Linked DNA regions of Homo sapiens: region 1 is linked to region 2. A link is a contact called in ENCODE Hi-C or POLR2A ChIA-PET data. All regions are on one chromosome and are shown on one strand. Each heading gives the region's core, a stretch centred on a gene start or an enhancer-like site at or near the end of the contact. The rest is flanking DNA. Distances are from core to core; before and after follow the strand shown.

Evidence for each region. A loop is a pair of places that touch in the nucleus more often than their neighbours do. ChIA-PET counts read pairs that join two places held with the same protein, here RNA polymerase II (POLR2A). Pooled maps may share reads with other maps.
Region 1: a loop to region 2 is called in a map of CD4-positive, alpha-beta T cell, with 9 times the contacts of the local background. The contact joins the promoter of NARS2 here to the promoter of EMSY-DT in region 2. A Hi-C loop is called at or near these places in 2 of 168 maps with a recorded cell type or tissue (CD4-positive, alpha-beta T cell and naive thymus-derived CD4-positive, alpha-beta T cell) and 8 of 50 pooled maps. POLR2A ChIA-PET finds 5 or more read pairs at or near these places in 1 of 52 experiments (PC-3).

What each region holds. Positions count from the first base shown.
Region 1 is chr11:78,572,656-78,578,045 of GRCh38, forward strand. It overlaps NARS2 (asparaginyl-tRNA synthetase 2, mitochondrial), which reads right to left and starts at 2,209. Exons shown (of 14, transcript NM_024678.6): 1 at 1,693-2,209. The coding sequence starts at 1,833. RefSeq lists enhancers at 1,595-1,704, 2,365-2,504.
Region 2 is chr11:76,443,159-76,448,282 of GRCh38, forward strand. It overlaps EMSY-DT (EMSY divergent transcript), which reads right to left and starts at 1,522. Exons shown (of 2, transcript NR_186348.1): 1 at 1,120-1,522. It overlaps EMSY (EMSY transcriptional repressor, BRCA2 interacting), which reads left to right and starts at 1,860. Exons shown (of 22, transcript NM_001300942.2): 1 at 1,860-1,970; 2 at 3,742-3,850. The coding sequence starts at 3,781. RefSeq lists enhancers at 865-1,500, 1,501-2,137, 1,838-2,067, 2,268-2,317, 2,358-2,427 and 1 more.

The DNA of each region.
Region 1 (5,390 bases), core at 959-3,458, 2.1 Mb after region 2:
TTGCTAAAATTATTTGTTTTAACCATTGGAGCAGGGCTGTCCAACAGAAACATAATGTGAGTCACATGTTTAATTTAAAATTTCTTTTTGTGGCCACGTTAAACATAAAAATAGATGAAATATTTCACTTTAACCTATTATGCCCCAAATATTATCAACATATAATCAATATAAAAACATATTGAGATATTTTGCATTCTTTTTGGTTCTTCAAAATTGGTATGTATTTTACACTTATAGCACATCTCAATTTGGACCAGACAAAGTTCAAGTGCTCAGAGCCAAAAGTGGCTGGTAGCTACCATATCAGACCTCACAGGACTAAACTGAAATCCTCTAACCTGGGCAGCAGGTTCTCTTTTCATCTTTGAATTTTCTCTTGACTAGCACACAAAGTATCATTAATGTATACCCAATCAATAGACCAACAGACCTATGGAAAGAATATGGAACTCAAAGAGGAGCAGATTGGTCATACCGCTAAAAAGTAAAGGATATGTGAGGACAACAGAAATCACTGCAACGGCAAGCCATGACTGTGTCAGTACAATCATGGGTGACAAAGCAAGAACCTACTCAAAAAATAAGTATTTATTATAACAACATCTACCAGGCTTATGCCTGTAATCCCAGCATTTTGGGATGCCGAAGGAGGAGGACTGCTTGAGTCCAGGAGTTTGAGACCAGCCTGGGCAATACAGTGAGACTCATCTTCACAAAAAACTTAAAAAATTATAGAGTGTGGTGGTGCATGCCTATAGTTTCAGCTACTCTGGAGGCCGAGGCAGGAGGATTGCTTGAGCCTGGGAGATGGAGGTTGTAGTCATCTGAGATCACATCACTGCGCTCCAGTCTGGGTGACAGAGCTAGACCCTGTCTCAAAAAATAAATAACCACATCAGTGTACTTCAGCAACCTAATAAGAAACAGTCAAACACCTTGTTTATTCTGCACCTCTTCTATGTGGAGCTGCTGCAAATAATATAATCAGCAAGAGAAACAATAGCAGCTAACATTTGTAGACTATGAGCCACTGTTCTAAATATCTTACTTCCATTACCTCATTTAATTTTCAGGACTCAGGGACAATTATTATCTCTTTCCATAAGAGGAAAATAAGGTGTAGAACGCATAAACGCTATGCAGAGATTTAAACCTAAGCAGCTTAACTCCAGAGCTCTTTCAAACTGCTACATTCCAGTCTTTCTCCGAATTCATTAAAAATAAATTACATGCAGACCCCCACAATAGGCACTGAGGTCGCTAAAAGTTTAAAAGGCATGGTTTGAACAAGTATTTGCTGTCAGCCATGTGTGAATACAAAGGCAGGTAAGACACGGTTTCTGCTCTCAAGGAGGGAGGTCAAGACAACCACTTTATAAACCTGGATATTCATTATAAGGGATAAAGATAGAGAAAGGGGGCTTGTTCATTTACACTTTTGGTATGATTAACAAGTTTACAGGTAATACCCTGGAATCATGAAAGCAAAGTTCCAGCGCTTTACAGTTATCGGAACAGTTTTGTGAAAAGTAATGGAAATCAGAAAAGTGCAAACCCGCGACGCCTACACTTTCTAACTTTTCCCTGCTGGCGGTTGTGTCTGACCCGACTGTAAAAGAAAAGCTAGATGTGGATGTGCCATATAAAAGTCCCTACAAGAAAAAACCCACTCCCTTCCCATTCACCAACCTGGATCTTAATGCGCTCCCCACTCGCGTTCTGAGCCCCGAGAGCGTCCCGCACGCTCAGTTTGGCTGAAGGTTTGTGCTTGGGGAAGGGGGCGGAGGAACAGAAGCGCACGGACCGCAGCAGGCAGCGGACCCCCAGCATCCCGCGTCCGCCCAGGCCCTCCGCGGGAGCAGCCCAGACCCCACGGTTCGAACCCCGCCTGCAGCGGCCCTCCTTTCTCAGCTGCTCCCCTTCCGCGGCCGCAGCTCTGCTCTAAGGCACTCCAGAGCCCCTCGGCTGCGCGCTTTCTCCTTCAGGACTCCCAGCTCTGTCCCCACAGAACCTCTCCGCTTCCCACTTCCCAACGGGGCGGAATGGACAGGACACTAGGCAAACGCCAGAAAGAAACCACGTGCAGTTGGCAGCTGGGGCGCCCCACTACCCGCGACAATTGTAAACCTACGAACAGAACCCGGGCCGCAACACGCGCAACCACTCCTACCACACCACGCCAACGCCGCTTACGTCATCACGCTACGGGGAAGAAGGGAGAGCATGCGTACTTGTGACCCAGGCTTAGGGAGGCGTGCGGGAGGGGGCGGGGTCAGGAGCCGAGACGGGGCGGAGCTAATGCCCTAAGGTTGTAGAGATTATCGCTGAAAGAACGTGGGAGCACATCTGAGGGTCTTCATTTCTAAAGTTTCCAGGTGAGGCTGAGAAACTGAGAGGCAAGGAGTGACTGATGGAGAGGGAAACCGTCTCCATCAGTCAACAATAGGGATCCAAGTAAGAGGAGGCTCTTAGCTGTTAACAGGATTCGCTTGAAGAGATCAGTCGTTCCTTTCCTGAGTACTCCGCAGAGAAAAATCAGACATAGCCCCAATGCGCAAGTCACAGTTGTGTGGTATCAGACAGCTAAACAGACAGTTGCATAAAAGGGCGATCAGTTTGCCTGACAGAGCCTAAGCGTGGGACGCCAGAGATGGCTTCCTGGAGAAAGTAGTCCTCTGACAGGTAAATAAAAGGAACTGGAGGGACCTTGCATATGGCAGGCAAGACGGTGGGAAGATGTTGCAGAGACTGGAGGAAACTCGAGTGTTTCCTGCCAGAATCCTCCAAGTCTCCCTCTTCCCTCTGCCCTCCAACACAGCTATCTGCATTTGTTTGACCTGGAAACAATGACCCTTTTATATATTAGGCTACGTTTTATTAAAAAAAAAATTCTGTAACTCAATGACGGTCATTAAAAGGTTTTTAATCTAATTTAAAAAGTAAAACGTTTGGCCAAGTGCGGTGGCTCACGCCTGTAATCCCAACTCTTAGGGAGGCAGAAGCAGGAGGATTGCTTCAGCCCAGGAGTTCAAGACCAGCGCTCGCCCTCGCTGTCTCTCTCCCGCTCCCTCTCACTCTCACTCTCTCTCTCTCACTTTTACCTTACTTAAAGTTGCTACTATTATTATACCCATTTTACAAATGAGAGAACTTACGCACAGAAAGGCTAGATGACCTACTTAAGGATACACATTCCCTAAGTGTGAGATTTAAACCCAGAAGTGCTGGCTCTATGCACTTAAGCAGTATGCTGTATTACATAGTGTCCCAAGGTGATCTGTTCCATCAAGGAGCTCATGCTTTAGAGATGGAGACAAGCAAGAAAAGAGACTACTGAAATATAAACCAGTAAGTGCACACATAGATGTATGAGTTGTCTGCATTTGTTTGGACTGAAAAGTCACCCTTATATATTAGGCTACCTCTTAAATTTATCCAAAAAATTATTTTTGATATTTTATCCAAATATTATATTGGATAAAATATAATACAATTATAATATATACATGTATCACAATTTTATATTTTATATAATATAAATGTGTTCCCTGGTTCTTTTAATAAATTAAAATTATAAATATAATAAAATTATAATTATAAATTATAATATATAATTAAATTATATTGGATATATTATATATTATATACTTATAATATAAAATATGTTGGATAAAATATAATATAGTCTAGAGAAGGAGAAAATTAAGCTGAATTTTTGAAGTGGATCAATATTTTGCCAGGTAGGCATGTAAGAAAATTTCCTGCCAGAAGGTGAACACGGAAGGTTGCCAGGAGGGCAAATGGCCTGGAAAAATTGTAAAATCATTCTTAAGACAGGCTAGAAAATATCTCATCTGAAAATACTTGATGTTGGAGGTGGAACCTAGTGAGAAGTGTTTGGATCATGAAGGCCTTGGTGCCACCCTTGCAGGAGTGAATTCTCAGTCCATTAGTTTTTGCAAAGCTGATTGTTGAAAAGAGCCTGGCACCCCCCTCCCTCTCTCTTCCTTCCTCTTTTGCCATGTGATGTTTGCTCCCCTTTGCCTTCCTGAATGGCTGAATGACAACAAACCTTGACATTATTTACTTTGAGTGGAAGCAGATTCTGGTGCGATGCTTCTTGCACAGCCTGCAGAACTGTGCAAATAAATGAATACACTTCTTATCGATCAAAAAAAATATATAGGCCAGGCGCAGTGGCTCACGCCTGTAATCCTAGCACTTTGGGAGGCCAAGGTGGGCAGACTGCCTGAGCTCAGCCTGGGCAACATGGTGAAACCCTATCTCTACTAAAATATAAAAAATTAGCTGGATGTGGCAGCATGTGCCTGTAGTCCCAGCTACTCGGGAGGCTGACGCAGGAGAATTGCCTGAACCTGGGAGGCAGAGGTTGCGGTAAGCTGAGATCACGTCACTGCACTCCAGCCTCAGCAACTGAGTGAGACTCTGTCTCAAAAAAAAAAAGAAAAAGAAAAGAAAAGAAAAGAAAAAAATACTTGGGCACTTCTTGAACCTTGAGAAAGGAAAAATGGAAACTTGCAGCCAATGCCTTCAGAATTATGCAGCTATGGACTTTTAAGGGAAAAAAAGTTCGCTCGTTCAAAATCTGGGGAACAAGACAGTCTGGGGTACATAACAATGATGTTTATCCCAGTGAAAATCTTTTCTTTGCCTATGCCTACCCTGTCCAAGTGATCAAAAGTAGTAACCAGTTGGCTCATTTCTTACTCATGCCATTTTTCTGTCTTGCCTTCTGCTATGGCTTGGATATGATTTGTTTGTCCCCACAAAAACTCATGTTGAAATTTAATCCCTGATGTGGTGGTGTTGGGAGATGAGGCCTAATGGAAGTGGTCTGGTGTATGGGAGCAGATCCCTCATGAGTGGCTTGGTGCTGTTTCCGTGGACTGCATGAGTTCTTGCAAGAATGGGCTTGTTTCCACCACAGTAGGTTGTTATAAGGCCAGGATGCCCCTCAGGGGTTCCCCTTTTTGCACATGTCCACTTCCCCTTTGACCTTCTTCACCACGTTGTGATGCAGCACGAAAGCCCTCACCAGAAGCCAGGGCCATGCCCTTGAACTTCTCATCGTGTAGAACCATGAGCTAAATAAACCTCTTTTCTTTATAAATTGCCCAGTGTCAGGTATTCCTTTACAGCAACATAAAATGGGCTAAGGCACCTTCTTTCTCTCCCAACTCCCCTACTCCAGGGAACAATGTGCAGCTTAAGAACTGGAGTCTGAGTCCCAGGGAGTGAGGCTCCTGCCTTCCTTTACCCTCTCACTACTTGTTTAAGCCAAAAGGTTAATTATGTTCTTAGCAGGGGACCACTGCCCCAGTATGTTGAAGACAAGAGAAAAAGTTTACTATACAACTTACGCTTCT
Region 2 (5,124 bases), core at 272-2,771:
TGTGTGACTTTAGGCAAGCTATTTTGCTTCTTTCCTAGACTTTAGTTGCCTCCTTTGTAATTAGAGATAATAAAAGTTTCCACCTCATAAAGTTGTTCTAAGGACTGAATTACTATGTAAAATGCTTAGACCAGTATGTGGCACTTAGTAAGCACAAGGATTGACTATAATAATTCATCACTCATATGCTACTTCTTAAGGTCAGAGTCAGTTTTATAAGCCCCTTGTCTTTCGATTTGTACTCCATTGTAGAGGAGTAGACATTCATTGTCATTTTGACATTCACTGTAGAGGAAAGGACATTTGGAGGTCAGAAGACCTGGGATTACAAAGCCTAGCTCTCTTCCAATTCCTAGCTCCGTGAAATTTGGTGAGTCCTTGGTACATCTATGTTTTTCTCATTCATAGTATGAAAGACCTTAATCGTACCTGTCACACTGAAATGTTGCGAGGCTCAAATCAAATAATATATGTTAAAGTACAAAAATCCTCTATGAAGATTTCACTTACTATCTTTCCAAGAGTTCTTAAGCAACTGGATGCATAGGAAGGTCAGGGAGACAGCGGAGGGAGGGCCTGGTGATTAATATGTTCCACTTTACGATTTTCTGAAGGTGTAGGTTGGGTTTCAACAACAGTGACTTTCCTAGACCTCGGAGGGTATTTTTAGCTAATGGGCAAATAGTAGTAGGAAACTTAAATGCTGTTATTTACCTTCTCTTCCTAACCTACAGTTCCACTCAAGAACATGAAGAGTCTCATACGTTTGTATAGTGGTTCACAACTTACAACGTTTACGTGGTGCATCACAAGATCCCTATAGGGTAGTATTAACCCAATTTTTCAAGAAGGAAACTATGTCTGGAAATTGTAGAATGCACATTAAAAACTCTTTCTGACGAGCGTTTCTACCGGATCCGATGTTACCCAAAGTACAAAATTTAAAGAGGGAAGTCAATCACAAGATTTCATTGAATCTTCAGTATCAGGCAACTGGCTTCTATTTTATGGCCGCAAATAACTATATATTGGGCCCCTTTTCTCACCTGTAAAATAGGAACGAAAAGACCTTCTCCACAAATAAGATGAAATAAGAACAAAGGCTGAGGGTGAACCTACCACGTCGTAGGGCCTCAAATAAATTCCTTCTCCTTCTTGCCCTTGACAGAGATAGCACGAGATATCACTACCATTCCCACTTCACACGTGGAGGAAATCCAACGCGAGAACGCTCGGATTTCCCCTTCTTTACTTGCAACAACTCCGTAACCCGCAAATCGGCTACGGACAACTGCGATGTCCACTATGTTAGTTCTCGTAGCGTGGATTCTCTCTCCTCAAGATGCCATCTGGGGGGCTAGAGGCCACTAATAATTGCCCTCACGATCGAAGAAACTCGATCCTAATCCTCGACGGCACTTCAGGAACAAAGCTGCTCTCCCATCGTCCCTAACCTCACTACCGTAAAGGTCGCAGCAGAGCCCCTGCTCCAACCGCTAGCGCCATCTTGGCCGCTACGTGTGACGCCACACGTAGCAGAGAGCGCAGCCGATTGGCTGGGAGACGGCAGCCCAGGAGAGGCGCGCGAAGCCAGAGACAGGAGGGTATGCAGGAGAAACCAAGGGAACTACAATCCCGGCCTTCCTTGCGCGTACGACAGCAAACCTGGAGCGAAAGAGGTTGGAGTTTGGATTCGGACCACAACTCCCAGCACCCTCCGCGATGTCTGTCCTTTTCTTTCATAACGCGGAGGAAAAGAAGGACAAGATGAATGGAGGCCTTTTGGTGTTTGTTCTCCGAAAGGCGGGAAAAGCGAACTACACCTCCCGACTGGCCGCGCGCGGCTGCGCCTGCGCCCTGTTACCTGTCGCCATCTTGCCCCTTCAGAGGCACCGCAAACAAACCCAATTCCTGGTGTCCCCTAGTCTTGGCGGAGGAGCCTTTTAGATGAGCCCCGAAAGGCCGGGCAGGTGGGTGACTCTCAGGCAGGGTCCTGGGAAGAGCTGGCAGGCCAGCCAGGCTAGAGGAGCGCCGGGCCAAGCATTCGGAGCCCGGCTTGGGGCTCCCAGCCCCATCCTCCGTTGTTTCCTAACGGGATCGTGGGGCTCCCCGGGGTGGACTCAGGGGGACTCTGGCTGGCCTGGTGCTGGGACTCTGGGGGTTTAGCTCTGGGAGACTCCCGGTGAGTCCAGGTCGTCTGGCTGGGTATCCGCTGGCTTACTCTCTCTCGGTTGTCCTCTCCGCTGGGGAGGGAGTGAGGCGCGGGTGCCGGCCGGGACCCCTGACAACAGCTACTGGCCCAGAGGGGCTTGGGTCGTGGACTTGACATTGGGACCGGCGCCGAGAGGTCCGGGTGAGGAGCCTGGGCTGGCTGCTCTTGTTGTGGTGCTGCTAGGGAGTGCGTGTTTGGAGAGGGGGCGGGGCGGGCTTGTCTCCTTGACACTTGAGTGGGGAAGGATCCTACAAGATCCTGGTTCCCCGAGCGGGCTCCGGAAACTACTGCCCGGGTTTCCGATGCGTTGCGGCCCCGCTCTGGGGTCCCCTGGCTAGGACGCGCCGGGATGCCGTGACGTGGTGCTCGGTTCGAGCAGTCGCCGGCCGCCTCCAAGATCCTGTCGGGAGGCGGGGACTGGCTTGTGGAGGGAGAGGATTCCTTTGGCTCTGCCCCTTCTTCCTCCTCCCCACCCCTTTTCTTTATGTCATACTGCCGGCTGGGGCGCGCAGTCCAGTTCTTCTTGCCTTGGGTTTGTTCTGAGCTGAGAGGACTATGGGAAGTAGGGGGAGGGGGGCTCACCTCGGGACACAGAGTTGGAGTTAGCAGCCCCAGCGCCTGGAACGGGATATAGCAGTTATTTCGGTTCGGTGTCTGACTTCTAGGCTAGACAGTGAGCTCGTTCATTCATTCATTCATCCATTCGTTTTGCTCAGTCGCGTCAACCATTCACTTACCCATTTAACAAATACTTAGAGCGGCTCTACTCTGTGCTAAGCAGGTATTGCGCGTGCCCCCAGAGCCGTGTCTTTTTGTCTTTTACACTAGGAAATTCCCAGTTCTAAGTAAGTTCCTGGCAGCTCAACTGTTGGTAAATGGCTGTTTAATAACTACAGGATCAAAATTCATATTCCATTAAGACTTGAGAGAGTATATATATATGTGTGTGTGTGTATATATATATGTATATATATATGTGTATATATATATATGTATGTATCGTTCCAATTTTAGTATATGTGTTGCTGAAGCGAGCACGAGGAGTTATTTATTAAGTTTCTTTAACTTGCTAGGAGCTTTACAAATTTTATCTCATGTAATTCATAAATGAGGAAGCTGACAGGAGTCAACTTGCCCCAGGTTGGTAGTACCACCTGTTTATTAAATGAAATGCCAGCCACTATGAAAGAACTTTATATATAGTGTTCTTTAATACGCGTAACAAACTGGGTGGTATTACCTCTGTTTTATAGATGTGTAAAGCTTAGGCTTAACCAGTAAGTTGAAAAGTTGGGACTAGAAACCTAGAGGTGTCTGGCTCTAAAGCCTGTGTTCTTTCCACTGTGATAGTTCAAATGACTTAATTCTTGATTTCTCAAAAGTTGGAAAGTGTGGTGGTGAGAAAGGATTGTAAAATAGTAATATCTTTTTGGTTTACTTCTTAGCCTGTGACTGGATCTCCAGGTGAGTGGCCCCTTGAATGTACTTTGGTACTTTGGTAATTTGACTTTTTTTTTTTGTTCTGGTAGGGAGGACAAGCTCTTTGGGGCTACCAAACAGAAGCAGCAATGCCTGTTGTGTGGCCAACCCTTCTGGATCTCAGCAGGGATGAATGCAAAAGAATTCTTCGAAAATTGGGTATGACGTTCATTGTTTGTTTTTTACCTCTCTCTGATACCTTTTTTCCCTTTCTGCCTAGGTCATAGCTGTTTGCATGGATGTCATATCTCACGCTACATCAGAAATTCTTTGGAGATACAGTTCCCATCTTACTCATTGTTGTTTCCCTCAGTGCCTAACATAGTGCTTTGTAAATAGTAGGTGTGTGAATTGTAATAATACTAGTAGCTAAGATTTATTGAGGGCTACTTGGCTATTCTGAGTCTTTTTTATACAACATCTAATTTAAATATTTTAAGAATTAGCTTTGTCCTTTGAAAGCCTAAAAGGTAGGTGTTTTTTGTTTGTTTGTTTTGTCTCGTCTCCATTTTACAGATGAAGCTTAGAAGCCAAGGTAATGGTGATAGACATGGAGTCAGTATTTGAACCAGGGAGTATGCTTTCAGTCTCACTTTAACATACTCTTAACCTTCATGATTGTATGTGTCAATTACATACTATTTCTGAATTCTAAGTTGATGTAAGCCATGCTCACTTTTTCAAATTATATTTTACTATCAATAATAAAACACATTTTATGCTTGTAATTTATTATTTAGTGTTTCTTTTCCCTTACAGCAGCCTTTCTCAACCAGCATTGAGGGAAAGAATTAAACCCTAATGCTAAGGTATCCATTGTATGTAAAGAACTAACTTCGCCCTGTGCATCTAGAGTGCTATTAGTTATTACTTTCCTTGGGAAAATTGAGAAAAAGAGTTATTACTCAAATCATTTTGTGTTCTGTAGTTCAAATGAGGATCTTTGGTTGAGAAATGCTGCCTTAGACTATGAGGACCTTGTCTTATTTACCACTGTAGTCTCTGGCTAGCACAATAAATGAAATAATTGAAAAAAATAATTTGAAAAAGAAGATTAAATGTTTTGGCAGTGGATATGCATTATTTAGATATCTGTGATTTTAAAGGAAAAGTATAGGTCTTGAATTTAGACAGACCTGGGGTCTTGGTATTATTACAAATGACCCATGTGACCAAGGACAAGTTATTTATTCTTCCTAAATTTGTTGATAGTTTTGTTAAAACAAAAAAAAAGAGGATAACACTCTCTGCCTCATTAGTTTGTTACGTGTGTTAACAGTATACATAAAGGGCCCGTCATAGTAAATCTTTGTTGGGAATTTTTCTTTGTAAATCAGATAGAATCATAGCTGCTCTGGCCCTGCCTGTCCTTTTTATTCCACCCAAGGCCACTATGAGGATTTCAAATCACTTTTTAGCAGCATCTTTTAAAG